Regions from separate parts of the Mus musculus genome. Here regions 1, 2, 3, 4 and 6 are each linked to region 5. Evidence: chromatin loops called from intact Hi-C (ENCODE). Cell type or tissue: heart. All regions are shown on one strand. Region 1 holds the start of Lnpk (lunapark, ER junction formation factor). Region 2 has its middle 3.5 kb from the start of Chn1. Region 3 overlaps Sp9 (trans-acting transcription factor 9). Region 4 overlaps Gm38603 (a long non-coding RNA gene). Region 5 holds the start of Gm31790 (a long non-coding RNA gene). Region 6 overlaps 4930441J16Rik (RIKEN cDNA 4930441J16 gene).

The links. A loop is a pair of places that touch in the nucleus more often than their neighbours do. Peaks named below come from ENCODE experiments on the same cell type or tissue, not always from the same donor. Only the 100,000 strongest peaks of a DNase experiment are listed, where the experiment ranks them.
Region 1: it touches region 5 in a loop (2.1-fold over the local background); 7 of 42 quality-filtered maps call a loop at or near these places.
Region 2: a loop joins it to region 5, with 4 times the contacts of the local background. A loop is called at or near these places in 4 of 42 quality-filtered maps.
Region 3: it touches region 5 in a loop (10-fold over the local background); 9 of 42 quality-filtered maps call a loop at or near these places.
Region 4: it touches region 5 in a loop (6-fold over the local background); 26 of 42 quality-filtered maps call a loop at or near these places.
Region 6: it touches region 5 in a loop (10-fold over the local background); 34 of 42 quality-filtered maps call a loop at or near these places.

Annotation. Positions count from the first base shown.
Region 1 is chr2:74,577,017-74,582,016 of GRCm38, reverse strand. Lnpk (lunapark, ER junction formation factor) reads left to right here and starts at 3,069. Exons shown (of 13, transcript NM_027133.3): 1 at 3,069-3,198. It overlaps 4930445N08Rik (RIKEN cDNA 4930445N08 gene), which reads right to left and starts at 2,973. Exons shown (of 2, transcript NR_166470.1): 1 at 2,893-2,973. In heart, a CTCF peak has its summit at 2,982; DNase peaks (open chromatin) are centred at 3,036 and 3,646; H3K4me3 peaks cover 2,185 bases; H3K27ac peaks cover 1,976 bases.
Region 2 is chr2:73,776,300-73,781,299 of GRCm38, reverse strand. No RefSeq gene overlaps it. Among named protein-coding and RNA genes, the nearest start is that of Chn1, 3.5 kb to the right of the region's middle. In heart, a CTCF peak has its summit at 2,113 (motif pointing left); no DNase peak of the experiment used is centred here; H3K4me3 peaks cover 107 bases.
Region 3 is chr2:73,275,621-73,280,620 of GRCm38, reverse strand. It overlaps Sp9 (trans-acting transcription factor 9), which reads right to left. Exons shown (of 2, transcript NM_001005343.2): 2 at 4,850-5,000. Among named protein-coding and RNA genes, the nearest start is that of Sp9, 6.2 kb to the right of the region's middle. In heart, no CTCF peak of the experiment used is centred here; a DNase peak (open chromatin) is centred at 1,950; H3K4me3 peaks cover 2,446 bases; H3K27ac peaks cover 282 bases; H3K27me3 peaks cover 2,833 bases.
Region 4 is chr2:73,963,223-73,968,222 of GRCm38, reverse strand. Gm38603 (a long non-coding RNA gene) reads right to left here. Exons shown (of 3, transcript XR_866447.2): 2 at 4,803-4,977; 3 at 223-2,148. Among named protein-coding and RNA genes, the nearest start is that of Gm38603, 4.5 kb to the right of the region's middle. In heart, a CTCF peak has its summit at 2,430 (motif pointing left); no DNase peak of the experiment used is centred here; H3K27me3 peaks cover 1,074 bases.
Region 5 is chr2:74,660,655-74,665,654 of GRCm38, reverse strand. Gm31790 (a long non-coding RNA gene) reads right to left here and starts at 4,104. Exons shown (of 3, transcript XR_374674.2): 1 at 1,724-4,104; 2 at 629-830. It also overlaps a transcript of Evx2 not described here. In heart, CTCF peaks have their summits at 1,894 and 3,643 (motif pointing right); no DNase peak of the experiment used is centred here; H3K4me3 peaks cover 389 bases; H3K27me3 peaks cover 4,822 bases.
Region 6 is chr2:74,298,318-74,303,317 of GRCm38, reverse strand. 4930441J16Rik (RIKEN cDNA 4930441J16 gene) reads left to right here. Exons shown (of 5, transcript NR_040501.1): 4 at 2,799-2,911; 5 at 4,242-4,378. Among named protein-coding and RNA genes, the nearest start is that of 4930441J16Rik, 6.9 kb to the left of the region's middle. In heart, a CTCF peak has its summit at 2,868 (motif pointing left); no DNase peak of the experiment used is centred here; H3K4me3 peaks cover 646 bases.

The DNA.
Region 1 (5,000 bases), 84 kb after region 5:
TTCCTGTACTTACTTCTTTGTCATACCCTAAAGTCAGATTCCGTGCCTGGACTGACTTGTCATGGCTAATATCAGATTCCTGCCAAGTGGCACCCCCAAAGGCTCTCCACACTTCCACTTTTAATTTTATGTTCTAAATGTAAAGAACAGAACAAAATATCTGACTTAGATAAGGATGGCTTCATTTGAAAGAAAGGGCCCACTCTGCAGAAAAGGGCCGATTATAAAGTAACACGTTTTTGTCTACCTTAGACCTTTTGGTGCTTCAGACCCATAAATCCAAGTGTTTACACTTCCTTTTGAAGTCATAAAATCATCCTAAACTCTTTCTTCAAGTTAAAATCACCATTTCCCTCTAAGTCTGGCTCTTTTCCAGTGCTCCCTATCTCTCACTGATGGCATTAGCAGTGGGCCCACCAGGACTCTCCAGTGATTTTTCTCTTACCCGAAACCTTGATATGAGTCTGTCACCAAGGTCTCTCACTTTATAATTTGTTCCATTTGCCCTTCTTATTTTTATTTCCTCCCTCTGTCAATTAAACTATGCCTAACTTCACCCATCACTTGTGCATCCTAATTGGTCCAATGTTGGCCAAACTTGTGCTCCCACACCGTAGCTGGAATGATTTTGCTCTGATCTTATCAGACTCCTGTTTTCTCAAGAAAAGGATTAAGTTTTGTTTTTTAGAAAACAAGGCCAAACTGATCTTTTAGTGTGGTGCCCAGTTTCACATTGTATCGCTGTCTCCTTGTCCAGTCACAATGGCCTCCTTTTAGTCTCTTAGGCTTGCAATGCTTGCTTCAAACAAAAGGCCTTTACATAGGACACTCCTTGTGTTTCTTCACGATTGTGTTTCTTATCTTTTGGATCTAATTTGAGTGTGACCTCCTTAAGAAAGCTTACTCTAACACCTCTGGCTAGATTGACAAATTCCCCACCTGTAAGTTTTCATAACACCTAAGAAAATTGAATACCCTCTTCCTAAATTAGTCTTAAAATTCTATCAGCTTGAACAGTTTGTTTCCTCTCTCAAAGTAGTCTCTGGATTTCACTTCTTTAGATGCTGTCCTGTTACGGTTTAGGCTTAGTAGGGAGCCACTCTTGAGGACTTGTTAGAACAGCCGCTCCACTGGCTTTCCCATCATCCCTGGCTGCTGTGATGCCTTCTAACACTGTGAACATAGAACACTTTTTAACTTGTAGTTTTCTTCCCACTCCTGTTGGATGCTTTATTGTAGCTATGGTATGCTTCCTCAGTACTTAACGAAGGGCCTAGTCCATAAATACTCAAAATCATCCTGGAGTCTGCAGTTTAGCAGTATATCCCATGTTTAGTTCTGTTTGTCTTTCCTGCATTGTCCTGTGACACACTTCCTTTTCACTTTCTTCATTTCTTTCATGGTACTGCGGACTAAATCCTGGGCCTTGTATACACTAGATAAGCTTACTACCATCTAGCCATATCCTCGGTGGATATCCTCTCCATTTATAAGACAAATATAAATATAGTGCTGTCTTTAGCACTATACATATTTTTCTACTTTGTTTCCTCACTTGAAAAATACTTGGGAAGATTTGAGAGATGATTTAGACTTTATGTTTCCCTTTCAAACCTGGCTAGGCTAACATTTTTTCTCATGTGATTTCCCTAGAAACTTTTTTTTCAGGATTAGATCTTTTAGAATCTTTGCCTCTAGCTAGCTCTCTTCTCTCTGTCCTGTTTTATTTTTAAACTCCCTGATAGCTCAATGAAAAACCCTAGGACAAGTATTAGCAAGAGTCAAAAACAAAACAAAACACAACAACAACAACAAAAACAAACAAAACTTTCCTGTTCCCTTTAGGAAAGATCTGAGACAAGAGGCAGCACGAGTTTTATGTTCTTAGAAACTACCAAGGCTGGGAAATAAAATGGCTAATTTTCCAAATAAAAACTGGTGAAATGTCTGTTTACTTTCTTCCACATTGGTGAGGCGATACATGGCACACTAAAGTTTAGCTCTCTCCTATTCTTTTAAGTTTACAAAGCTGTAACTGAAGATCTTAGAATTTAGGGGATTATCTTACAAAGTAGATACTATGTCTATGCCTTCTTCTCTGCTGGTGTTGTCAGTGTAAACATAGCATATTATTATATCTATTGCACTTTGAAAATCAGAAACATTTTCTTCCTTAACTAAAGAAGAAAAACCCGTAAAAGTGATTGAACACAGAACATAAAAGCTTTTGTTGAAGTTTCCCTCCTAATTTTGCCTATGGAGCGCCCCCACCCCTCCCATTGAAGTTTTGTTATTGATACTTGCAGTTGACTGGAATACAGCCTTCTTTAGGTCGTTTTCAATTCTTAGGGAAATACAGCACTACTGTTTAAGGGGCCCCAGTTATTCAGAGGTTTTGGAGATTGTTAAGAGTGTAATTTTGGAAAGCTCAGCCTTTGTTGCTACCCCTTAGCTTGAAAAGACCATCCTTATCATTTCAAGTTCTTCTCATGCTGGTGAGATAAGCGCGTAGTCATGAAAGGACCCTTTTTGACGTCCAAGAGCAACAGAAACAAGCCTAAAGCCCTCATGGGGTATGGCCAGGAGGTGTTATGTATGATGTCTGTCTGTCTCTCTCCACTTGCTTGGCTGGGATGGCTTCTGAGCTATGCAATGTAAACTTTTTTGCTGCCTTCTGGATGACAGCTGATCTGGGATCTCAGGTACCCTCTCTTTTCCAGACACACAGGTCTCGACCTTCAACGTCCCTCCCCTTTGTCCTCCCCACTCTTCTCTCGCTCAGAAGGTCTGGGACAATCAGGATCAGTTTCTTTTCTTGGCGAGACTGGGGCGTGGGAGTTGTTCATGAGAAAAGGAGGCAGAACTAGTAAGAGTCAGTCGGAACCGCCCTACCCTGTGGTGCCCCGAGGACCGACAGCCTACACTAGCGCGGAGGATACTCAGCCTAAATCCTCCTGCCACACCCGCCGCTCTGAGGCACCAACGGCTGGGCCGGCCGGATCACGTGATGGGGGAGCGGCGCGCGCCGGCTGCAGCGCCCATTGGCTGGCGGCAGGAGCGCGGGGTTTGATGGGAAGGCATTGGCCGGGCCCAGCGCTCTATCTGTAGGTGCTGCTGCCTGCTCCAGAGGCTCTACGCGGTGGCGACCCAGGCTTCCCCGAGTGGACGCCCAGGCCGAGCGGCGCCCGCTTTTCTCAGGTAGGACTGTGAAGGGAGGGCCGCGTAGACGGAGGCGCTCCGGACAGCGGGAACCAGTCTCCGGGTTCCTCGGCGCGCCGGCCCGGGTGCCTCCGCCCCTGCCAAGTGGCCTAGAGCTTGGTGGCGGCTGGGGAACACGCCGCGGGGCTGCTGCCCTCCGTACACTGTTGCCGCCTTCTCTCGTGGATCGCCCTGAACAGCGGCCCGAGCGGCTCCGGAGCGCACGAGACCCGGCTCTGCCTCCCCTGAGGCCGGTGTTCTTTCCGGGTATGTTCTCAGGGATTCCGCGCAGTGGCTGTTTAGAGCCCGAGCCCTTGGGCCCCCCCTGTGTTAAGAAGTGTCAGAAGGTCCCAGAGAGCACATCCCTAGCTGAAATATCCACCCTGAGAGCCCCGATCACCTCCGCGTCCACCTGAGCTGGCACGACGGGAAGGTCTGAAAACTGTCAGTGTCATGCTGCTCCGTCCGCGTGTGGGCGTGGATTGTGAGCGACTTAGAGGAGCTGCTCCACAACCATTGTCCTTACTTATTGGAGGGACAGCGACCAGTCTGAGGGGTGGGGTAGGACGAAGGTGCGTGGTGACAGGAGCGACCCGGGAAAAGCAACTCCAAGGGGCATCAGTAGGTTTAATTCTTTGATGGTGTGTTTGCGGACGGAGAGTTCGGATTGGTGAATTTATTTCTGCGTGCAGTTTTAAGCAACACCTGCGACTCACTGAGTTTTCAGTGTTCTGTTCTTACTTTTTGGTTTCTGGTTTGTGGTGCTTAGAGCCTATTGTTTTCTGTCTCTGTGGCCTCAGTCTTAGCGTTGACAACATTGTCTAGAGGTGTGATGGATGTGAGTAAATTTAGTTACAGGCATATATATGTTCAAGCTGGCAGGCAGGGCTAATACCTAGTTCCCAAAGGTCTCCATAGTGCCTTCTTAGAAGAACAAAGTTGATTTCGAATACGAACCTTAAGCAAGAGTGGTTCATTTAAAAGTGAAGTTTTAAAAAGTTCCTTGACATCTATTGGGGTCACCATAGTAATGATGTTAATAAATGTTTATGGTGTTTATATGTTGGAAGAATGCTTGGATAGGTGACTCTAATAAAGGTATGAGTTCATATAGAAATCTCCCTGTCAGTCTTTTTTATTTTTAATTTTTATATTTATTTATTTTGTGGTGGTCATCTCATATTAAAAGTGCTTTTAGAAGTGTGCTTACCATTTTTTTTTTTTTTTTTTTTGGGCAATAAACCTGGTGTAAGATATTTCAGAGTTGCCTATTTGGACATTTGAAAGCGATTTCGAACAAATCACATTTAAACCCAAATTGTGTAGTATAATGTGGAGATGCTGTTAAAGGTGACTAGTTTATATTTAAGTTTGGAATCAAAGGTTAAAAACCACAAAACTCCATTTCTTTTGTTGTTTTCTATGAAGGCTTATACGTTTATTATAATGGGAAGTGCTTGAAAAATACTCCATTTATTTATTTCCATGCTAGGGTAAATGAGAAAAATATTTTTAGTAAAAACACAAACTTATTTTATACTTACAGATTTTAAATTATGAAATAATTAAAATATGCACTCATTTAATGGAATGTTAGGCACATGCTTCATTTAGATATTACATGTGGTTTTGGTAACAGCAATAGTAATGGCTAAAATTACCTAAATACTATGTGCTAAATACTGTGCCAAGTGATAAATAAGTTCACTAAATTTATACAATTCCAAGGAATGTAAATATTCTAACTGCTTTATTAGCCAAAGCTCAGAGTTTAAGAACTCTCTAAGTTTAAGATCATATAG
Region 2 (5,000 bases), 880 kb after region 5:
GTAGTTACAAGCCAATGATTGGCATAATGTACACTTGCCCATCTAATGAAAAGGATCTGACAGTCTGATTGGCACTGTGTAGTAGACAAACACACTTGTCAAATAACTAAGCTCAACTGTGATTTCTAGTAAGCTTGTTATTTGTGGCACCATCTTTATGTGTTTAGATGGGAAGCAAATACTGTGAGATAGAAAAGGCCTCATTCACTGAGATGACAATGCTTTGAGAAGAAGGGACCTGGCATAAGATTCAGGTCCTTTACTTCAGGGGAAAACTGGCTTTTATTGAATACCGAGGAAGATACTCCACACTGAGAGAAGATGAAATCATTTGTTTAATGTCCATTCTGGCTTTGTTTAATCCTAAGAATAACCTAGAAGGTGTGAACATGGTCTGCCCACCCCCTGCTCTCTTCTCGACTGTGTCCTGGCTCATCTCAACCATGCTGCCTTAGCACAACCAGTGGCTGGCACTGGTTCACTTTCTGCCTCTGTGGGGATTCATGCATTGGCGCATCACCCAACTTGGCTCATCAGCAGGGAGATTCAGCGACATACAAACACAAATGGGGCAGTGAGAACAGTTTCAAGGCAGAATTGTATATAATAGATTCAAATTCCAAGTTGTCTTAAATGTTTGTAGAAAGTAGGCAGAGTTCATAAAGCAATGTTAAGATCCATCAGCTCGGCAGCCCCGCCTGCATCCCGCACCTTCCCTATGTCCCCATTCCTCAAAGAGTTCCTGGGCACAGCCGGGTCCTGCCTGCTTTGCTCAGGATTTCCTCATATTCCTCAACCTAATCTCTGTGTATCCAGTGCTGACTGTTTGCGTAATTCATCATCTCTCAAGGCAAGCTTGAGTCCTCAAGACACCTTAGCAGATCTGAAGAGATAATCTTGGGTTCTTAGGCCAGAATTTTGCATGAGGTCTTGTATATCAACGGTACGTTTGCTGAACGGATGAGAGACGGATGCGTGAATTTAAATCTGCTCATTGTCACAAATGTCTGGGAAAGTCCTAGACGACTGGATACAAAAGAGCGTTGTGAAAACTCTATCATAGGAACAGACTCTGATTTTAATCATGGAAACTCACTATATCCCTTTCAGCTTTCTACTAACGAGAAATTTAATTTTTACCCAGGGACCATAGGCATCGTGCTGATTAAATTCCCAATGTAATCACCCTGAATAAGTCACCCTCACTGTGGACACCCACATTCGTCAGAAAAACCACGGCCATGTTAGGGAGATTTGATTTGTAGCCAAATCCGATTATATACTCTCGAGCAAACCTGGCAGAAATCCAACTGCCCCAGTTAAATAGACATTTAGCCACACTGTGCATTAGATATGCCTGGTAACCTCAGAAAAATACAGTTGAATAGCAATGCTGGCTTAACATACTATAATATGATTGTAGGATAGAACAAAAACCTACTGGCAGCCAAATCATTGCGCTTTTATCTAACATGTATTTGAAAATATACTTGATGCTGAGTCTATAAAAAAAAATCCCAGGAGATCTGTTATACTATTTACCAGAAAATAAGCATTATTTTAAAAACATTTATTCAAAGCAAAATTAAAAGTAGACCTTCCCCTCCCCCTTCTTGTTCCTTCTCCCAATCCTCTGTCCACTGGTGATTTTGATACAAACTATCACACTTTTTAGAAGCACCTGTGCCTCTTAGACCATTCTAACCTTGGTGGTTTAGTAATCCCCAGGTTCTATCACCCAGGGACCTGAGATCCCCTCTTCTTGCTGAGTAAGAAGAAACTCATTATCCCGGGTTATTCTCATTTCGAATTTAATGCCCCTTCTTGTTGCTTCCCCTCCTTCCCAATCACAGAGCTGCCCAAGTGCTGGTTGGTTTGCCTAACTTGGAAGGCCTTAGTCTCTCCTCAGTGGCACGCCACAAGAAGCCAGATGGCCTTTTAGCATAATTTTGATGAGAGTAAGCATTGTGTAGCAAAATCTTGGCTTCAATTCTTATGGTTTCTTATATACTTTTCTTGGATGGAATTTCAGACCATTTCTAAGGCACAATATTACTCCAGTGGATATAATATAGGCACCCTCTGGTGGTCAATAGAACACAATCAATTCTTCTGAACACTAATTTAAATTATTTAAGTGTAATGGCCAATTTTATAGTTTGTGATGCACACTCTCTCTCTAGTTCTAGATTTCCATCTGAATTCCTATGTTCAAGGCACGTGTGTCTAAGTTACTTTTGCATGCATAAAGCTTTGTCCTTTTAAAATGATACTTCAAAGTCACCAAATGCCACGAATATCATGTAGTGTTTATTCAGAAAACCTGAGAAGGAACCAATAGCAAACGAAACTCACCTCAAACTAATTCACACAGTGGAAACAAAGCTGCCAGTTGCTAACATGAACACAGGACGGAGCTGCTACATATGGTCAGGCTGTGTTAACATTTAAGAAATAATTCCAACCTTTGTAATTGCTATGCTGAGGTATAGAAAATGCTTCTATCAAATTAGCAGAAACAAACTGCGCAACCTTTTCCCTTTAACAACAAGCTTCTGCACTATTTTGGGAACTGTGCTAATATGGCTGGTATTCCAGTGTTTAAAGCTGTGTTGACAAGATAAAGCACTATAATTTTAACTTGTTATTGTGAGACAGACGCTGCCTCATTAATTTCTGCTTCATTCAAAACTGAAGAACAAATCAATGTTTACCAACGGGAATGAAGCTAAATGAGTAAAAAAAAAAAAAAAAAAAAAAAGAAAGAAAGAAAACCTAAAACCCTCCAGTAAGCCATTAGTTCACGATGCAAAAACGCTTTTAAAGGATTGTCTAAGTTCTGTTTACTCAACAGAATTTGGATAGAAGTGAGAAACTATTTTAGTAAATTTAAAATAGATTTCTCAGCATACATTCAATTTTAATACTGCTGAGACTGGAAAAGATTCCTTTATGTTGTAAATGTAGCACTGTTGTGTAATCCATTACTAGTGAGAGAAGAGAGTTGGTGCTCTAAGAAGTGTGACTTCTTGGTTACATTGAGCATTTAGGAACTTTACATGAACACTGCTTTAAATATGTTAAAGATTCAATCATCTTCCAGTTTATCCACAATCCACTTAAAGACTGTTAAAGATCCCTGTGGCAGACACAACCAAGAAGGATGTCAGACTTGATCAACTCCCATGGTTTCATCCTCTCATTTTATGAATGAGGGAGGTAAGGACAGAGAGAGCCAAAGCCTTGTTTAAAACTGAACAGCCATTTAGTAGCCGCACTACAAACAGACTGGCTCTTCTACTTTCCTGCTAAGTCACAATTAAATTTTTGAACGAAGCGTGTGTGTTTTGAAAAGTAAATTCGTTTTTTGCCTTGTTTATAAATGACCAAAGTCACCACCCATAATAATCACTTCTGGGTAGTTAACACTCTCCTCACATTGAATGTGAAGTAGGAGGCTACTGCTTTATTTCCAACTAAGCAAGCAAAGAGGCACACTATTTCTTAATGGCTAGGGTGACATTATAAGCACCAATACTACTTATAAGAGGGAACACTTTGAGTGTGGAAAGCATTTTGTTTGCTAGAGAAGTCAGTGGGAAAACGTCCCTTGCAAGAGCTAGATGCTCTGAGAAGATGCCAACACTCACTTTAATCATTATTTCCAATAGTTTCTTAAAAACAGCTGTCTCTATTGAGTGTGGCTTTATCAAGGTATTGTATAGACAAGAGGAAGGCAATGGGAAGGTCTCCTCTAAAGTCTAAGCTGGGTCCATTACTGGACTTAGCTCTGTTTGGTTGCTGTTAGTAAAAAGTGAAATGTTGGTCTGGTAACTAGAGCTTGGCTGCACAGTGGGTGAATCACAGCAGAGGGGTACTAAGTGCCCTCTTACTGATCCTCAGAGTAACTCCTCAACAGGCAGAGAAAACTCCAGCAAACTGAACTCTCACATCCAAAGGCTTGGTGCTCTGGTAACTCTCATTAAATTGAACTAAGAAAATAAACACTTTTCGGTTCTTAACCTCCATGGACATACAGTCCCGAAGAGAGCTGCTTGTGAATAAAGACTCAGGGCAAGTTGTAATCTCCTGAACTTGAAGTCGACCCACAAATGTAAAACCGCTGAGGACAAAGAATCCACCTTGCTTCTTTGCTTCTAATGGTAAACAGATTTTCCTTTTTAAATTCAAACCAAACATGCTCTAAAGGCTTGGGGGATGGGTGGTGAAGGAGGTTGTCTGGGAGAACTGCAGAAGACTCAGCTTTTCCTCTTGGTTGCCACTAAATAAGCACACATTGGTGGTGGTGGTGGTGGTGGTGGTGGTGGTGGTGGGGATCCTTAAATTGTTCTTTTTTTTCTTTAAATCTGTTCAAATTTCAATGAAAGATTTTAAAAAAGTTTTTGTTTTTAGATGTGAAAAAAATTTTTTTGGTGTGCTTATGTGTACTTTTCTAGGAAGAAGGGAAGTATTTCTTCTAGATACTCCTGGTTGAGACAATGGGCTCTCTAGATACTGATTTATCTGGTTGCAGATTGGATCAGCAGAGATACTATCATGGCTGTAAAATCTGTCCAACAAAGCCTTCTTGAATTTTCATTTATCTTGATGAACTGTAATTTTTTTTTCTCAAGAAAAAAAGGGAGGAGTGCATAAAATCAAAAGGAGATTATTGAAAATAATGTTGTAAAATGTTGGTGATTCCAAGAAATATTTTTATACCAGTAGCTAATGAAAATCTATTTAATGTAAGATCAGGTGCCTAGACGTTTGTTCACTCAGGCTGATTATTTTAATATTTCTTTCTTTTTTGAGTTAACTGGCTTGAAACAAAAGGCTTGGCTCCTCCTTTCTACCGGCTTTTCTTCTTTTCTGATGCTTGAGTGTGCTGTGAAATGATGATTGATTAGCTGCACTCTGTTTGAGGTAGTAATTAGCGTTTTATAAAGATTTGATTCCTGAGATATATTAAATAACACAATAACTAGTTGAAATTTAGA
Region 3 (5,000 bases), 1.4 Mb after region 5:
AATCTCTAGCTCCTGACGCAAAAGAAGAAAATGCCAACTCTCTTAGCAATTGACAAAAAGAAAGCGGACTGAGGGAGTCTCACCCTATCCCTGCATTTCTTTCATCAATGAATCGCCCCTGAAGTGGCAAGATGCCTGCGAAACAATGCAAAATCCACAGTGAATTTCCAAAGAGAAAGAAGGCTACCGTCTGGGAAAACCTACAGCTCAAACGTTAAGCTTTCCCGGATCCTGGCCAACTAACTGACTCTGGAGGAATGTGTCCCCACGGACATTTAGAAATCTTAAGAGTTCCAAACACCGTACATATTTATACCAATAATATATGGGGAGGCAAGTCTGTATGTATTTACCTCATACATATTTCTATAAACTCCAGCGTCTGGAAAGGGTGGGGGGTAAATAGCACTGAACGGTTAAAATTATGGAGAAGGGATAATAACTGATTACTAATTTGAAAGTAAATAAACAGGTGACTTTTTCAGATCAAATTCCTCCTTGGATCGTTACAATAAATATCTCTGAAGGAAGCGCTCTATTTATGTTGTCATTGATTAATTCTTCACTACCTCATTTGATTTCGATTTAGAACGATTTGATTCTAATTTAATTAGCATGTAATTTGGATGTACATAATTACTGTAATTATGACATTCAGGTAAGGCAGCTTTAGGCTGAAAGGCAATTTCAAATTTTCTAGCAACCTACTTTGTACTGGGAAATGGACAAGGACTTTGCGCCCTGCTATCCAAGTAGTAATTAGCACATCTCTGAAATAGGCAGTGCGGCGGGGTTTGTATTAAAACAGCAAATACAAACCCAGCCGAGTACCCGCTACAAAGGTGGCTGTTGAGTTCCCAGAAGCGCGCTGCATTTCCCTGGCTTGAGTTTGGGGAGCCGGGCACCCCAGAGCCTCATCTCTTTTCTTACAGCTTCGGGAGACTGCGTTTCTTTCCTCCTCGGGCGGGCGCCGGGGTTGGAAGGTGTCGCTTTTTAAATTAAAAAACAATAACTGCTGAAGGGGGAGGGGAGAAAGTCCCTACAAGCCCTCTAAAGCTAGTGGATGGGGGAGGGGTAGTGGACTAGGAAGAGGAGGGAAGGGGGCGGCGGGAGGCAGGGCGATGCACAGAGAAGAGAAAATTGGCCAACGCCCCCAACTGTTATCTCATTTCAGATTTGGGTTTCGAAAAGGCAAGGACAAAAGGGGTGGGTCTGTTCTGGGAGGGGGTGCGCACCCGTCGGGAGGGCCTGGGGCGAGGGCTCTGGGGGCTCCTGGTCGCCCTCTGGGGCCCCGTCGAGCTGCCCCATGCCCGCTGCGCCCCACTTGAGCAGTGGTCGCCTCCCATTGCACGGAAACCCTGCAGAGGTCTGTTGAGGTGCTCGGTGGGTCCAGGCTGGTCATAGCTGTGAGACTCTGGCTTTCTCTTCTGTGTTAGGGGTTCTGGGAAGCTGAGGAGGTCTTGGTGACCTGGTGGTAAACTGCGTTCACGCCCGTCCTGGGTAGTCCAGGCAGACCCGATGGTCCCGCAGCCCTGGACCCTAGGACGCTGGGTGAAGTGTGCGAGGCAAGCTGTGCCCACCGCGGGATCTCTACCCAGGGTGCACGTCGCTGCCGCTACCGACAACGCTCAGCTTTCTCATTTAGGAGTGCTGGAAGACCCTGAAATCGCCTAGGAAAGAATGCTAAATGAGACAATGAAAGAAAGCTGGGTCCAGGGCCAAGCGAGGTGGTAGTCTGTTTTGCTTGGATTTTTCAGTAAGTGTGTTTCAGAAATAATCCCCTTCCTTTGGAGCCATTGCTAGGCAATGTCCCCTCAAAACGGGGCTTGTCCCCAGCTAAAACACTAAACCTCGCTTTTCTTTGCCTGATTCCTTGGCTGCCAGAGTTCTCGACAGAAGCAGGTCTCCAAGCGCTAAAAGCCAAGCACCAGGCCGACAGCGCGGACTCCTATGCAGGAGCTCTAGATGGCGCCAGAGAGCCGCACTCGCCGTGCGCCTCTTGGGGGAATCAAGAGCTACTGTCAAACATAAAAGCAAATCAGAGTTTTCAGTTTTTTTTAATGTGTTAAGAATGTTATTCCTTAAGAAAATTTGTAGCTAAATTATTCTCACTTAAAATAAACACTTAGTATACCAATTACACAAATGGGCGGGATTTATGTGAGATTTACTTCATCTGCATTTTTGTAGTGGAAGAGAGCCTTGGTGAATACAGATAATAGATGCAAATAAGATTAGAGTTAAAATAAATAAAGTTTCCATGTGAATAAAAAGAAATTCAATTTTACACGACTGGTGACGATTTGACGGAATGTCCAGACACGCGGTTCAGGTGCACAATCTAATCTCATCCAAATGTTTTCAAACGTCCTTGAGGAAAGGAAAAAAAAAAATCTACTCCTTTTTCTTCATCAGGTAGGACCCGGTGGGTCCTCCAAAGACTGGGGGTAAATTATGCCAAGAAAGAAAAATACTGGGGAGGGTGTGAATTGAGCCGGGATAGGCGCAGGCCCAGCAAACTTGGTCTTGGTTCATCTACTGCGTGGAAGTTGGAAACAAGAAATCCCTGGAAACTCACTGAAACGAAATTGCATTTCCCCTCACCCCGGCGGGGGCGGGACTCCAGGACCCTGGTCTCAGCCCTGGCTTCACAAAATCCACTTCCAGGCGGCAGTCTTCATTCGCAGCGTGGCCTCCCCATCTACTCTACCCGGGACCCAGTTAGGCCCAAGCCGCGGGAATGCAGAGGTGGCCCTGGGGAGGCGCAGCCGCACCCCACCTGGGGACCCAGCTGGTATCCTAGCTCATGGACCTCGCCTCCCGTGCACGCTCTCTTCCATTTGTTCGTCTTCAGTCGGTCACCACCTACTGAGTCTCAAGGTCTCCCCGGGATGCCTAGAGCTGGTGGGAAGTGGGGCAGGGATGTTTCCCCTGGTGGGTTTCCGACAAGAGCGCGGGACCGGGTCCCTCTTGGCTCAGCTTGGAGCCCAAGATGTCTGACTGGACACTGAGGTCTGGGCTGCCGCCCGCGGTTCACCGGAGCCGCGGTGATGGACGTTGGCTGACCCGCGGGGCAGAGACAGCGCGCAGAGGCCTTGATCACTGGCCTGCGGAGGGAGCCCCTCCGGGAGCGAGACCTGCACAGCCAGGCCCTTTGATCTGCCTTTATTATCAACAAGAAACAAAGCTGCCTGGGACCGACGTCCCGGCGCCCTCATTCCTCAGGAACCCCCAGCTCGCACTCACCTCCGCACCTCCAGCCTGCAGACCCTAGACGCACGGGACGCCCTATAGACCTCAGAGCCTCTGCCTCAAACCCCCAGGATGAGCGTACTCTGCCACAGCTTCTCCTTAAGACCAGACCCAAACTCGAAGACGCTTTGGGGCTGGGGGTGCGGGGCGTCCCAGGCAGAAATGGATGAGCCGGGAGAGAAAATGACCGAAGAGAAGGAAAACTAGAGGAAGAAGAGCTCCGAGAAAAGAGGAAGAAGCCACTGAACCTCACGCTGCAGACTCCCCGCTGGGAACCTTCCTGCTGTTTCTCGTTGCCTTGCTATTTGGCTCTTCAGAGCAGTTTTTGTTGACTGTTAATACCAATAATTTATTCTTTCCAAAGAATCAAAATCTTCACTCAAGTTTCCAAGGCCAGTAATCAAAAAAAGAGGGGGAAATTTATAGCTGCTGACTCCCCTTGCAGTTTCTATTGTGTGAGAAGTCTTTTAGAAATATTTTTATTCTGTAAATATGTACTTTCTTTTTCCAAACTAACATTTTTTTTCGAATTGAGAAATTGTCTCATTTACCAATTTTCCTTTCGTCATTCTCTCCCTTCTCCCTCTTTTAAACTGGGGCTGTTAAGTTGGTGGTCAGAAGACAAAGAGAGTGAAAATAATTTTCATTTCAATAATTGCCTTCTGGTCAATTTAACTGTGCCTTATTTTGAAAGAGACTGTCTAAATGAGATTCCTGTCCCAAATGTGTTCCCAGGCCTGATCCCAGCCTTTAATTATTCCTGAGTTTTTTTTCTTCAGAATAAGACGCCGCACTGCGTAATCACAAAGAAGGCAGAGAGCATCCTTGAACCTTTTCAGAAGCAGCCACTGATATTCAAATAACCTGCGAGGGCCATTTGACGGCGAGGGGACCTAGGCATTTCCAATTCACTATTTGCATAGATCAGCCGTCTTTGAAAAGGAAAGGAGCAGTTGTCTTCCATAACATTAAAAAGCCTAGTTATCAAATCAAGTGCTTAGTTTGGGGCTTTTAAAACGTTTACATTTTATCTCAGGTTGCCCTTTACCGTTTGACATGCAAATTTGGTGCAGTTAATTTAGACAATTAAAAAGATCTTCAAGGGAGCTTTGTCACAGAGAATATTTGGAGTTTTCCCTGTGGACCAGCTGAGATAAAGTTGGCCAGAACAAATGATGTCTAGGAGATTAATTAGATATTTGATAAGACATGAATCCCTAATAAGGGAATACAAGGCACAGGGGGCTGCTGTGTGCTCTAAGTCAAAATTAATAACATTTAACAAGATTTTCATTTAGGCATGAAATGTCTTTTCCGGGGTATTGACTCTAGCGATTTATTCCCCAGAGATGCCTCCCAACGTAGAGAGCCTTGGAAACTAAAAGATATTTTTTTCCTAGAAAGATTTTTTCCCCCACAGATTGTTTTAAAATCAGTTTTAAAAAACAAACCCACCAATTTTTTCTGAACCCTCCGGGAGATGGGTAGGTATCTCCCCAGTTAAAACTGTCAAAAGCCCTGGCTTTTTAAAAAGGCGATCCAAAGATTTAAAATGTCACCTTTTGCAAGCCCTCCCATTAAGTAATACAACTACACATTCTTATAACCCGATTTAATTTTTGCTGTTGATATACAAATAAATAATTTTGACTTCTCAAAAAAATGTATGTGTGCTATGGCTTTTGCAACCCACATAAACTTCATTGCCTACAACTAACATTAAGGGAATTTGTTTCCCAACAAAAAAA
Region 4 (5,000 bases), 700 kb after region 5:
TACTCTAGTTGACTTGGACAGACTCTGGGTCTTCTTCCTCCTTAGATCCATGGGATCCTGCTGAACGCTGAACACCAAGGCTAACGTTCCCCACACTGGCAAATCATTTTCTTTATTGGGTCTCTAATGATGAAGCGAACAGAGAAGTAGAGAAGGCAATAAATAAATTGCACTGTGCTACACATTGGTGAAAATCATGTTTTCCAATTTATTCTTCACAACAAAGCATATTTGATCAGAGATTCTACAGACTCCCAGGACACCATGATTGGTGTATGGCAACTTTCTGCCATGAATAATTATTTTCCAGAAGCATATCGGGTCAGATATGAAGTCGAGAATGGGGAAATGAATCTCCGTGGTGACCTCAGGCAGATCTCTCTCTCTTTTTTTTTACACGTGCAAATCAGCTGGATAGTTATTACCACCTGGTGCTGCTGATGAGTCTAGTCAGGGAAACAAAGCCGCCAATCACCCCACAGCAGACTACAGCAGCCCAGGGCTGGGGAGGGCTTGGGCGGGGGGGGCTGCTGAGCACAGGCAAATGCATTTTAAGGTATTCTGACAATAACAAGCAAATTCCTTAGTTTGAGAGGAAATGCGTTGCTTAGAAAGCATTATCAATGGTTGATTCAGTTGTTCTGCTGTAAACTACATATTTTACTGTATTCACAAAATAACTTTAAAAGCTTAAATAAATTAAAACAATTTATTTATAGTGTTTTTGGAGGAAACCAGTCCTCTTTTTCAAAAGAAGGGGGGGGGGTGATTTTTACTACTGATTAAAACCATCTCTTAACAGTCTAAATAGACATCAGAGCACAAGCATTCATGATAAGAATCTAGTATTACAGAGTCCTACATTCAAATTTAAGTTGTGTCGTTTATGACTTCTGCCTTGAAACAAGTTGTTTTTCTGTGAATTAGACACCCCTTTCCTGGTAATAGGAATAATGGGAGTTGAGTTAATGGGATAATAGATTTATGGGGCTCAAATGCCTGTCTTCATTTACCATGCTTCTTCTTATTACCACATCTTGTGAGACCCAAGTTTTAGCAGCACAGAGACTAGCAAATAAGAAATCCAGGGAATAGCAAGTCACCAAATATCAGTTATAATGTGAGCTAGCAGCCATGCTGTGGCCAGGCATAGCTAGACCAGGAACTGTTTGCACTGGGCAAAGAGGACTCGAGTCTCAGGCAAAGGATACTTAGGAGGACACAGGAAGGTATTGTCCCAAGAGGATGATTAATTACTACACCCTACCCATTCATTAATTAATTCAATACATATGAATTGAGTACTAAGTGTATTCAAAACGCTATGTCAAGGACCACAGTTGCAAAGATTAGCTTGGTACCCGCCCTCGGTAATCTTTATGCTCATTGGAGTGTCGCCTGATTTATGCCTGGACCACACTGCTTTGTAGTCATGGCTTCCTCTCCCTCCCCTGTCTCTCAGCGGTGAGCAAGTTCGCTATTCTAAACACATTTGTACAAGAGGTACTTAGTAAATGTTTGTGGAAGTGAATGCCTTAATATCCACCGTTGCTGGACTTCCAGCCACTCTATGAACCTGGAAGGTAGACAGACACATGCTTGTGAATTAAATTCTTAATGCCAAATGAATGCAAAGGGTGCTGTTTATATAGGTAGTGGTTTTGTCGACATCTTTGTTAAGGTGTGAGTTGCTGTGTAATACCAAGATACAGTTACTACTTTCTCAGTTTAAATAGGCTTCTTTAGTCACAGTAGGTGAGAAATCAGCGTTGCTTTGCATTGTTGAAGCTCACTGGGGGAAACGTGACAATGGAAAGTGCTCTGTGAGCCAGTGATTTGGTTCACTGATGACACTCCCTCTATCTTTCAGTGAGATATAAACAGGAAAGGCAGCCAAGATAAAAACAAAATAAAAGTTTTCCACGAGTCGTGTTGAAGCTTCGTAATCTTGTACTTGGATTATTGTAGTACATTCTTATATTAAAACAACTTGTAAGCTTCGGATAGCTGTGTTTAATTGGTTTTATAATCAGGGTCTCTTTTCCAGTTCTATGGATTTGATATCATCGACCAGAAGCAGTTCAGAAGACTGGTGTGGTACACTTGATAAAAACAGCAGCCTCTCAGGAATGTTTCCTCTCTGATGTCCTGTGGAGTAAATTGTGCCTTGTTGTATTATTAATGAACTTTGTTAGGTGGTGCAAGCTTGCGGATGACGCTTTGATAGGGTACATGGAGGCATATTGCTGGACTGAAGCTGCTTATAATCAGAAGTCTGGAATCGACTGCTAATAGACAGCTTAATCCAAGCATGATGACTTCCCATTAATCTGTGATGGGTTTTTATTTCCCATTATAAACTAAATATGTAAACACAAAAGAATTAGCAGGGCCGCTTTGAGAGGATTTAATTCTCAGGGCTCCCTCTGCTGGTGGTAGAGGGCGACAAATTGCCAGAGAACTGAAGGATGAGGGGAATGTCCTTACCATGATTTTGCCATTTATATTAGAGCTAAATTTACCGTTGGACACTCAAGCAATCAAACCAAATATTTTGGTTTATAAACTAGCTAGTTTTTCCCCTAAAGATTAAGTGATATTCTTGTGGTTGAATTAATTAGTCTTTTCATCACAGAAAATTGAGCTATTTTGTATTTAAAATAAATATTTGCCAGAGTTAGACCAAGCAATTTTTAACATTATTTATACAACTTATTACCAATAGCTTATAGAATAGAAACTGAGCTGTTAATAGAAATGTAGCGAAGATTTACTAGCTACCCAAACTACTTCACCCAGCCTATATAATTCCCATACTACATAAATACACCCCACAGAACTACTGATAAAAAGAAATCACTTTCTGAGACATAAGCCCATCTTAACATAGCATATAGATTACATTTTTTTAAAAATTGGGACTATTTTCCAAGTGGAGCCCTCTGAGACTGAGTACCCATGTCACATGGCTTCAACAGGCATCTTCTGACGTCTATGGTAAGATATACTTTTTCAATAAAAAGTCCTTTTCTATTTAGCATCACATTATGCTAACAGTCCTTAAACTGGAACAGACACTATTATTCCTGTTTCACAAACTCGGGGACAGATCTCAGAAAAGTTAAGGGACTGGCCCCAAATTACATACTCCCTAGTGGAAAAGCTCCTTGGACTTAAAAAGACTGCGTCCTTTGAGAGCTACCTAATAAGACATCAAGGAAAGCATTGCCGGAGACGTGGCTCTGTGGTAGGGCTCTATCCTAGCATGCGTGAAGCCCTGTGTTGGATCACCACCACCACATACTGCAAAACTTGAAATTACTTTTAAAGCCACCTAGGTTTTAGAAAGCATCTTAGCTTGGCTCCACATCTGTACTTCATAGCACATCTGTACTTCATAGCACATCTGTATTTCACAGCACTCTACTAACTTCTTAATGAACTCAGGTATCTTGAAAGCTGTAGCCAGTTTCAGCTAAATACCCTGGTAGTGAGAAGGGAAGAGAGAATATAAGGTGCGTGAGACTCAACCAGGTGGGGTTCTAGAAGGATCTTGAAACTTCAGCTAGTCCTCAGCAAAACTGCAAGGGGGCAAACATTGTTGTCAGGAGACATTTTTTTATCCAAGAGAGATCATCCTAGCATCATCCACTGTGCCAGTGTTCAGAAGCTAGACTATGTCTCAAAATTCTGAGATCCAAGATCATGTTAGAAATCTAGGATTGTGTACAACTATTACCTGGGCTCTAACTGTGTCAGCCTCGAGGTAAGAACAATTGGATACTTCAGTTCCCAGCATCCCCCAGGCCTGTAAGCAGGCAGTCTTTTGAAACCAAACCACGAACTTAGCTTTTTCTCCTCCCCAGGCATACGTGAACAACCTTTTAGCAAAATTAATGACAAAAGTTGAAAGCAAAGAGCCAGGTGTAACTAGCAGCCACCGTGAAATAGGTCTGATGGTTCCAAGCACATCAGGAGAGCACGAGGGCACAACTGATAGGATGCTGGTGAGGAACTGATATACAGATCCGCAGATTAAATCACTCCTTACCCCGAGAGATACTTATAGATGTGATCTATCACAGTTACAGGGAAGGACAGAGACAAGTCGTAAGAACAGTCCACCTGAGTTGTATGCTGGGACACAGAGACACCTGCAGGTTTGCCCTTGGTGCCTAGCACAATTGAGACAGTTGGTTAAAAATGTTTGGGTGGAAAAAGGTATGCCTGAAGATTGATATCTGATTGGTAGGCTCAGTAAAAATCTAAAAGCCTATCAATTTACTTTAAGAGAGATACTGCTTATGTCTCAAAATAGATGTGAAATTATTATTTCCACAATGAAAAGTTTGTCTAGAATACATGCTACTTATAATCCTAAAATAAGAAATAAAGATGAGAAATATAAAATTATTGTATTTGTGTAAGCATAATATCCACCCAGTTGTAAGTGTGTATATATATGTGTGTGTGTGTGTGTGTGTGTGTATATATATATACTTAAATATACATTTGTTCTGTCAAGTGTCAGCATTTGCCTCTATATAGCTTTCCAAGAAATCAACTCAATTTCAACTGCATTTCAGTGTTAGCTGATGCAGACCGGTGAAAGTGACATGTTGTGTTCCACGAATTCTACTCCAACCACTGTTCTTGAAAAATGAATCTGCTGACCTCTGACCCTTAGACTTCAGCTCACACTCACCCACATGCAGGTTTCTTGATTTTTGTCAAAAGTTGAGCAAAAAAGGCTTAACTATATGTTCAAAAGTATACTCATACTTAATTTATCTATATCTCACCTGTCTGACTGATTCATTCTTCAGAAAATGACCAAAGGATCAGATGAAGACAGAAGAGGCATCTACAAAACCCCAGGGCAGACTTCATCCTCTTCATTCACAATGACATGCCGTGGCCTCTCACTTACAGTCCATGTGCTCTTGTTTTCACATATATGCCAACCAACTTGTTTACCTGAGAGGAAAAGTGATGTCAGA
Region 5 (5,000 bases):
GTAGAACTTAGGGTTTCTCTGCCAATTTCAAAGGTTATTCAGAAATAAAGAAAGTTTTGAATAATGAATTTTATCATTTTCTATCACCAGCTTGTCTGTGACTTCAACAAAAATTAAGTTTAGATATGCAGAAGTAGGTTATACTAGAAAAAGGTCTCTGAAAGGGCCCACAGGTAGAACTCCAAATCCCAGGATCCCAGGGAAGTCACTGCTGTTGAGCCAGACTGCTGAGGCTGATTATGAGGTAAAATTAGGGTGTTGGTAGTTTACGGGGTGGGTAGGCAGGTATAGAGAGGATGCTGCAGTTAAATAAGAAGAAATGTTTTCGTTTAGCTTGGATATCTTGTGTCCAAACTGTATTCAAGCTGAAATTTAATTGTAATCTATTTTTTTCCTTCAATTTTTTTTTTTGAGACATAGATCCACTCTCTAGCCAAGGCTGTCCTCAAATTTTCAAAAGGGGTGGGATTACAGGCATGAACCTCTATGCCAGGCTTATAACCATTTTTTTTTCAGATGTCCAAGAGCACAGGGTGAGCCTTATATTTGTGTGGCAGCACATCACAATGAAATCTTAACAAAAGGATAAGCAAGAGTTTAGCAATGAAAATAATTTCCAAATACTTACCTATTGTTCTGTGAAAAAAAAAGCTACATTTCCTGATTTGGGTGAAAGGCCATGATGTCCTTTGCTGCCCCAATCCCCTTCCACGTCTCTCCATTTGCTTCTCTTTCTTCTTTCCTTCCTCAAGCGCCCCACTGAGTATTGAATCTGTGCTGGAGACAGACATAGCCTCTGTTCTTTCTTGTAGATCTCACAATTTGTACATCTGTTTGGGGATGGAAAAATGAATGGATACAGGCTATGACTTAGACTTATTGAAGTGTCCTGTTTACCAAGACAGCAATGAGCTCAATTAACAACACAATTGATGACGATTACAACCAGGATGGCAGGATCCTGCCAGAAAAGGGTTGTGGGAGATGCCTTTGAAAGTATTTACCTTGATGACCACAACCAGGAAATACAGAACACCCTTTTAATTAACTTTTGAGAAACCAATGATTCAGTAGAAAACGTCTCAGTTTAGAAGCAGGGTCTTAAGTTGAGAAGAACTGGCTGGTTTTTGTTCCTGACCATGTCTGTCTGCCAGCTCTGGAGCTAATTTTTCCTCTCCAGCTAATAATCAACTTCACTCAGGCTGAGAAAAAAAAAAACAGAGCAAACAAAATATGAAGCAAACCCCAAGAGAATCACAACATTTTGTGTATAAGGCAGGTTCTAGCAACAGCCAGATGTCCTGTGTTTGGGGCATTTTCTAAATCTAAAAGGTGGAATCCTTTTGGGTTTAGCAACAAAATTAGCCTATATTTAATGAAAATCTCAGGCAACAACAAACACCCCCCGCCCCTCTAAATACCAGGTGACTTAAAAAAAAAATCCTGAGTTTGCCTCCCACTGGGCAGCAGGGCCCTATTTGAGATGAAGAGACCACCTCCAACTGTGGACTGTAGGAAACAGGCAGGGTCTTCCCTTCCAGAGAAATGCTGAGCTTTTCTAGAGAGCTCTAGAAGGTAGGGCCAGGGCTTAAGGACCGAATAACTTCTTTCTTTCTTCCTAAATAGAAGCAAAGATTGCAATTTGCTATTTTGTCTGACATTTTGAAACAACTTTTCTAACTTGCTAAATGCTTATTCTATGAGTCAAATAGAAGCTTATTACCATTTCAAATAATTCACATTCTCCACGGGCAAGCCACATTATGCATAGCAGCGAAGCAAAGCGGGTGAAGGGTAGGAAAATGCCTAAAAATGTAGAAGGAGTTGAGAGACTGGCAAAGGATGCCAGTGGTATGCTCCGGATCCCTGAAAGGCGACCGCAGTTCCCCGCGCTTGGCGCTAGATGTCCCTGCAAGTTCTTGGGTCTGATCTGAGGGTACATTAAACTCCTGGCAGTTGGCAAATCTGATTAGCCTCGGGGTCCAGGAAGAAAGTAGCCACCAATTCCCTCACTTACAACCATTCTAGGGTAACTTGGAGTTGAAGGTGGAGGGGAGAAGGAAAACTAAATTAAATGAGCTGACCCAGGCGAGGCAGAAAGCTAGAGGCTTGCCTGAGGAGAAATGAGAGTAGGAAGCCTAGAAGACTGGCTTGGTTAGTCCAACCCTCACCCTCTCTTATAAATCGAAACCTGGTCCTGAAGACCACACTTAGCCTAAAGAAAACATGCCCTGCCCGCAGCTCAGACTCTGCAGGTGTTTACTGCCCGTTCACAACATCTGCACTCCCATAAGTTCTCCAGCGAGCTTGAGACTTACTTCGGGTTGAGAACGGGTGGCTGGCATCTTCCACCGGGAAGCCCAGAGCTGGGTGAGACCACCGCATCCCGTGGCCCTGTTGCTGCTCGACGGGGCTTTACTCTTGACCCATCCCTCTGCAAGTCTAGAACAAGTTTTAACCTGAAGTCACAGGTCAAATGTTCACTGTTTACAAGAAACAAATACTTAGTTTGGCAGTCTAACCCCACCCCAGGAGAAAGAAAGAAAGAAAGAAAGAAAGAAAGAAAGAAAGAAAGGAAGGAAGGAAGGAAGGAAGGAAGGAAGAAAGGAAGGAAGGAGAAAAAGAAAAGGAGGAAAAGAAAATGCCCTTGCTTTGTTTACATCATTCTTGCCAGCAAAACTGTTCTTTTTGGGTAATACAGAGAAATTTTTTCCTGTATGTCACCTCACTCCCAATCTTAAAAATTTGGCATGCCCTTCGCATAGGTGGAAGATGCCCTTTGAAGGCATGGGGTTTGGGTTAGATTTTTGTCTGAGTGTTCTTGTTCTTGGTGATGGTACTTTGAAGATATCAGAAACTGAAAACTGGGTCCATTTCTAATTTCATCCTCTCCTTTCTGGAAAGGATATGAAATGACTATTTTTTCAACAAATGTAACTCTCTCTCTCTCTCTCTCTCTCTCTCTCTCCTCCACTGGTGTAATGTTTTTGAGGTAGGCCTGCCTTTAAATAAGACAGGTAACATGAAGAAAAAAAAAAGCGGTTATGCAAAACTTTCAACCCCCCATGACATCCATTATTGGAGATAAGTATAAACCATGAACAATTACCAAAGCTCTCTGTGTAGGAGGTTTCCTTAAAGGGGCGGGGCAATTCCCCAGGGGTTCTCTGGTCTTCAGAAGGTAGATCTATGTAAAAAGCCACTTGTAATTGTATACTAAATGAGTTATACAAATTAGTCAATATTATTACTAGTAATAGGTAATGTTCTAAAGGAACATTAACTATTCAAATGGAATAGTCACTGTGAAATGCTATCCTCTGCTAAGGGCAGTGAAAAGTTATGGATGTTTTTCATTGAGGTAGTTTCCCTGACAAGATCACAAGTATATGTGGGGCAATAGACATCCTGGAAATGCAGTATCAGTGTTACTTAAAAGGTGCAAGGTAGTTTCAAAACCACTAATGAATGAAGGTGTCGCGGAGAAATGATTTTTTTTTCATTTTCAGTAGAGTGGAGTCGTACTTGGCCAGCTTTTGGAACCAGAGGCGGTGGGTCGTAGAAGAAGGTAAGAAATCTTCCTAGGCCACTGAGGTTTCTGCGACAGAAAAGCAGCTCACAGCTGCTGAAACCGCGAGGAAAACAGATGGGGGCGCCAAATGACAGCAATAAAGGCATCGGCGGATTTCCGCCCAGGCTGAGCGACCACTTGCTGCCAGGGTCTTGGCCCCCCATGGAGCCTAGCCTAGACCAAAGATTCTCTTCTAGTCCCTTGGGTAGAGAAGGATTAGGTAGCAGGATCCTCCCAGAGACACTGGGGCCCAGACTGCCTGGACCGGTGGAGCTGGGCGTCCTGGCTGAGAAGCAGTTGGGGGCGCCCGCAGAGCTGGACGTGTGATTAGCGAAGAGAGGTAGCCAAAATCCTGCTTGAGGACAATGCAAGTGCCAGGAACTGAATGACCACTAGGGTAGAATAGCCACTGGGACAGGGGCAAAGGTGGATGCTGGGTCAAATTCTCAAATGGAGGTCATCGCCCACCAGACAATTCTCCTAAGCCTGCGAGCCTATGCAATTTTCCACTTACAACTTTAAAGAGGTGGGATTGTTTTTTTTTTTTTTTTTTTTTTTTTTTTCCAGCAAGCTTGCCTGTAGAAATAAGTTGGCGCTAAGGGGAAGAGGTGAAAAACTTTTGGCATTGACTATATATGTATACACATGTATATAAATATATTTCACACCTCACCTCCCCTTACATTCTTGACGCGCCCCCAACGGGTCCAAGGTTAAAAAGAAAGCGCCAACAGACAGATGGGCAATTAGATCAGAGGTTTACCCCCTAACACACCCCAATATGCTGGGTGTGTCTCAAGGCGGGAAGGAGGGGGGCCCGGGTTAGGGTCTCAGTTAGTCCTGTGACCGGGATGCAAAACCAGCATCAAGACTGCCAGGCTCTCTAGGCTGCTTCGGAAGCTCACGCGCTAGACCACTGTGTCCTGTCCCTGTCTTCCGTGGACCTCGCCAGTGCGGACAAAGCTCTGCTTCTGGGGCAGCAGGCGGGCAAACTGGCACGACGCATCTGAGTCGGGCAGGGTGGGGCGCAAGCGCGGGAGGAGATGAGCGCATTTGAGTGAAGATTGATCTTCCTTAAAATGGTTGCCACCGGCGTCATTATGACTATCAAAGTTATCGCCAAGAGGCTCAGCCTCCAGCCTCAGGCGGGAAGGAGAAGAGGCAAGGCTGGTTGGAGACTCTCTGTGCCCCCAGTCAGCACCAGGAACACCGGGGGCCACAGGTAAGGGCCTAGGGTGGAGGAGGGGGAGGATGGAGAAGTGGAAGAAGAACAAAGTGGGAAAGGAAGGGAGGCAGCAGGAGATTCCATTCCCTCCACTTTGACCCCCAAAACCCAGTTACTTCACCACGAATTCCTCTATTTGAGAAGGGTGGGAGAAAGCCGGCAATTTTAAAAAGTGGGTTCTGTGATGGGGAGCTATGGTACGGT
Region 6 (5,000 bases), 360 kb after region 5:
TGGACAATGAAAATCGGGTTTGCTCTGCCCTGCCCCAGTGTCCTCTCGATGCATTGTATTCCGTTCTCTTTCTTTCTGAGGGACGCCCTGCTCTTCCAGGTGAGGCCTGACTGAGCCTTCCCTTGGCTTCACAAGGAGCCTCAGATGTTTGACCTAACCAACCTCCAAGTCTTTGGAGGTTTGTCCATCATAAATTTGCAGTAATTGTTTTGACATTGTTGACCTCTCAAAACATGAAAAGTAGGGCCCGAACAATGAGCAGGCTGTAATTTCATTAGGGGTTTGTTACATTTCAAAAGGGAATACAATTTTTTATGAAAAACAAAAGGAACCTTGTCATACTCTATTAAAGCGGTCTCTTAGCTGAAAATTGCCCGAGGACTTACAGGCTCCTAATTGCAACACTCTACCTCAGGTTTCATGTAATTTAAACGAATGAGTCTTGTAGCGAATGTCTCCTGTTTAAATTACTCAATGTCTCTTTCTTAAATTGCTCAAACTTAGTATTTTGACCTCCTTTCTTCAAGAGTTCAGTTCTGAGAACAGAAAATTCTGGGGGCTGAGGGGAGAATGTTTATATCTAAGGAAGTTAGCAAATGATTCATTTTTAAAGACACTAACTAGTTCACAATCTTTATTAAAAATGCCACACTGTTTGCGTAGAAGGAGGAAAAGGAATGTGTAGGCACGGGAGGGTTTTCTTCCCTTGCGTATTTCTCAGGGACGTAAGAAAGTACTTATTACAGCAACCCGAAAATCGGGTCTGAGGGCTGGTGCACAGCTAGCTGTGTATGAAGGGAGTAAATTGCCAGATTGTAAACACAGCTTGAGTCGCTTCTTTCTTGACGTTTGAACTAACTTAAGTCCCCTCGGGATCTGACTTGAGTTTTGGCAAACTACAGCTTTAAGTTTTGAGAGATGAAAAAGAGAAAAGAAAAGAAAAAAGAAGAAGATATCACCTAACAATGTCTCCTCTTTAGGCAAGTTGTTGTGAAGTTGGTCATCTTAATGACGTGTGGTAAAAGAGCTGAGGAGAGACAGATGACGTCACCTGGCCCTTTCTGAGATATTGGATGGTGATGAACTTGTGGCATTTAGAAAGGGCTCTCTGAGCTTAGTCAGACTGGGATTCGAGCAAGCATGGGGGTGGAAGCAGAGAAACTGCTGGTAGTTATTAACTTCCTGGTTATCTCTGAAACTGGGTAAAGAGATTATAAGGGAAGAGAGAAGGGGAGAGAGGTCCAAGGAGGAGAAAGGAGCAGGGAAGAGAGGAGGAGTCGGGATTTCTCAGTTTACAGTCTTCTGTACGTTTTAGGGTCTACTGGTTATTTTATCATGCAAACCTTTACTTACACCACCAAGTCCACCTCATGTCATGGTGAGTCTCACTAGCTGCATTAATATCGTGAAAAAAAAATGTACTGGGGTACGTGCCTGTGACTCTACCGCTTAGGAAACTGAGCTGGGTAGATCATTAGCTCCAGGACACCCTAGGTTGTCCAGTGAGGCCCCATCTCAGCAGGCGGAGGAGGAAGAGGAGGAAGAGGAGGAAGAGGAGGAAGAGGAGGAAGAGGAGGAAGAGGAGGAAGAGGAGGAAGAGGAGGAAGAGGAGGGAGAGGAGGGAGAGGAGGAGGAGCAGGGGGAGGAGCAGGAGGAGTAGAAAGAAATAAATTTTTTTTAAATGATGTTAGGTCAAGTCCACTAGTAAATAATAATATTTTAATGTGATATTTTTGTATTAACAAATATTTCAGCAAGAGTTCGACATGTACATGGCAAGAATCTAAATTTCTTACATGTACCAATTAATTTAGTCCCCATAGCAACCTCGTAAAATAGGGATTTTTTGCTATCCTCACATTTGAGGTGGAGAAGCTAAGGCATGGGCAAGTTTACAAACTGGTGTAGTCGACACAGCTCTGAGGTCAATGGGACTGAAACAGTTTGCCCTTTCTGCAGCATGAGTCTGGATTTTTAAAGACGTGTGGTCAGTCATTCTCTGGAACTGAACGTCATTTCCATCCCAGACGGACTCCACTAGAGTCATGTCCTGCTGTGTCGCCCTGGTGGTGACAGTAATTAACAGCCATGTCTGCATGAAGGACAGTGGTGAAGACCGTAGCTTTCTCATTGTCTGTGGAGAACTGAGACAACAGCAAAAAAAAAAAAAAAAAAAAAAAAAAAAAAAAAAAAAAAAAAAAAACCCCACAGGGCAGACTTGTGAAAGACGAATAGAATGTGTGTTTTATCTGCTCATTTGTTCATCTACCAAATTCTCACAGAAGGTATCTCATGTGCACCTGGCATCCTCTTCTCTCCACCGTAAACAAGCCAGGCCCTTCCTGCATCGCTTGGGTGTCTCAGATACTTTCCTCTCTAGGAACTCTTCCCCACCCACCCTCTTCTGGGGTTAAAAAAAAAAAAAAAAAGAAAGAAAAGAAAAGAAGAAAAAAGGTGAAAGGTGTTCCACACAGTCTACCTGTAAGAGCAGGGAGACGAAAGTTCCTGAGGTTATTTCAAAACCATACAAAGACATCCACGCACGGAACGCACGGCCCTGAATGTGCTCATCGTGTCCTCAACTACCAAGCTGCATAAGGACTTGCATTAAAACTGATGGTGGGGGAGGGGAAGCAGAGACGGAGACACAGTTCTTGAATTAAATGGATCCTCTCTAGGGGTGTGCACTTAAGGATGTAGTCAGCACAGCGTTTCGGTGTCTTTAGATCTTAGGAATGTATTTCAAGATTAATTATAAAATGAATTCTTTAAAATGGAAAAATACATCCATTTCCTAGTACTCCTGACAGCAGAGTGGTTAAGAAAAGTCTTGAAGCAAGCAGTTCAGTGGCTGGACCGCCACCTACTGGTCATTGTTAGCCACAACTGAGCCGTAGCTTAGGAAAAGAAGGTAAGAAAAAAATGCCTCGGGCAAGCCCTCTTTCTAAAGAAAATATTTTAATGCTTACACTGTGGTGAAATGAATGTTTTAAAGGATTAAGAGGATATGATTAGTGTCATTTCAAATTCCTCTACATGTTTTGGTAGTTTATGGAGGTCACACTGCTTAAGATACAAGTTTCACAGTGTTCCAAAAATGTATATATATGCAGGCCGTTTCAATCAGGTCAAACAGAGCACCGTCGCGGAAATTTATGAAAATGTATCCCAAACACAAACGCACCAACCTGAAGGTGTCAGCTTGCAACTCCAGTGTCCAATGTCCAGAAAAGAGAGAAGGTCTTTGTCCTCACACCTTTCTGTTTAAGAAGCTTTTGCAGATTTTAAAAATATATACATTCAAATATATACATTCAAATAAGGAGATCAAGTCAAGAACATCCCCAGTCATTTCTGAAGGACCCTGAACTGGCAGAAACCTGTTCAGTTAACACCGAGTTTAACATCTGTCAAATGCTCACAGTTCAGGAAGACGTGTGATTTTTTTCCATGTTTCTCCTAAATAACTGAATTCCTCATTGTCGAGTGATAGTGCATTCTTACAAATGACAATGTTCCCTACTGCTTAAATGTAGAATCCTGGTGGAAACTTCACAAATGTTATGGAGTCCTTCGTTTCTAAATGGCACTTCTTTAAGTCTTTGTGCTAAATTATACATGTAAGGAAAAATTGCAGAGTGTTTATCATTGTTGGTAGGATGCATAAATGTATATGCTTTTGCAATTTCACATGAGTTTATAGATTTTTTTCACTCATACTAACATGTGACTTTATTTATTATGTTTTTAGGGCATAAGGGAAAATCAACCTAGACTAGTTGGGTTTTATTAAACTATGCTTCCTACTAACGCTATGCTATAGCTTTCAGTATTAAACTATGTCAGTGAATTCTAACAACCCAGCCATTCTCAGCTAACATGTCTCTTTTCCTTCCAGGGCAAGGTAGGTTTAGAGAATACCACCTTCATTTGTTAAGATAATCTCTTCACAAAAGAAGACTAAAACTCCATTTTATTTTTTGTGATAATAGCATTTTTCCCTGTACATAAAAAGCCTTAGCAGATTTAAAATCACCATGATTAGACCCACCCATGCCCAGTCTTGAGATAAACATATTGTTTAGAATGTTTTTCTTTATGATATCAGTCACACAGGTATAAAACTAGAGGTCTGTGTTTGCCTTTATTTACAGCTACACTGATAAGATTTATAGAGATAGTATAAAATGATATTAAGCAACAGGAGTAAAGTTGATCAAATATTCACTTTCTATTTACAGCTTTTTTCCTTAGGTGAGTCCATTCAATAATGACATTAAACCAAAGCCAAAGAAAAATAACTTTACCTAAAAATACGGATGAAGAACCGAACCAAATAAAATTAAGCTGATCTCTTAATAAATGTCTGTTTATTGTTTTAAATTCTGCGTTTTTTTTCCTACTTTTCTGAATCATGCTGACGACGCATCTTAGAATACAAGCATATATAATAACTTGGACACAACCATTTTTATTTCTTTTGTGTGTCATTACTGAGAGATTGAAGCAAGCCTCACCTAAGTGTAGTGATGCAAAAATAATCGTATCCCAGTCTGGCTGCGCAAGAGCGGAGGCAAACAAGAGCCTCATATTAAAGTGCTTCTAGGTAGCTGACATGACACATCTAGCCAGACGTAAATAATGACAGACGGAAACTATCATAAGGTCTGTGAAGCATCAACATACCGCTATCATTTTCTCTCTAACCTTGCCTTGCTAGCAGCTCTCCGCCTTCCAGGCCGAGAGATCATTTAAAAAGCAAATCCTAATGACCCTGCCTAGTGTAACAACCGTCCGTCCCGGAGAGTGGCATCAATTTAACTCAGTTTGGGAACTCAGAGGAACAGCTATTGTTGACTCAAACACCCTAAACTCCAGTTCTCCACAGATCAATCCCCGCCCCCACAGTCTCCCCTTTTCCTGTTGCTATTTCCAAGCCTTAAGAAGAGATCATCCTTGCAGGTGGGGAAATGGCTCATCGCAGTTATTCACTTGGCATT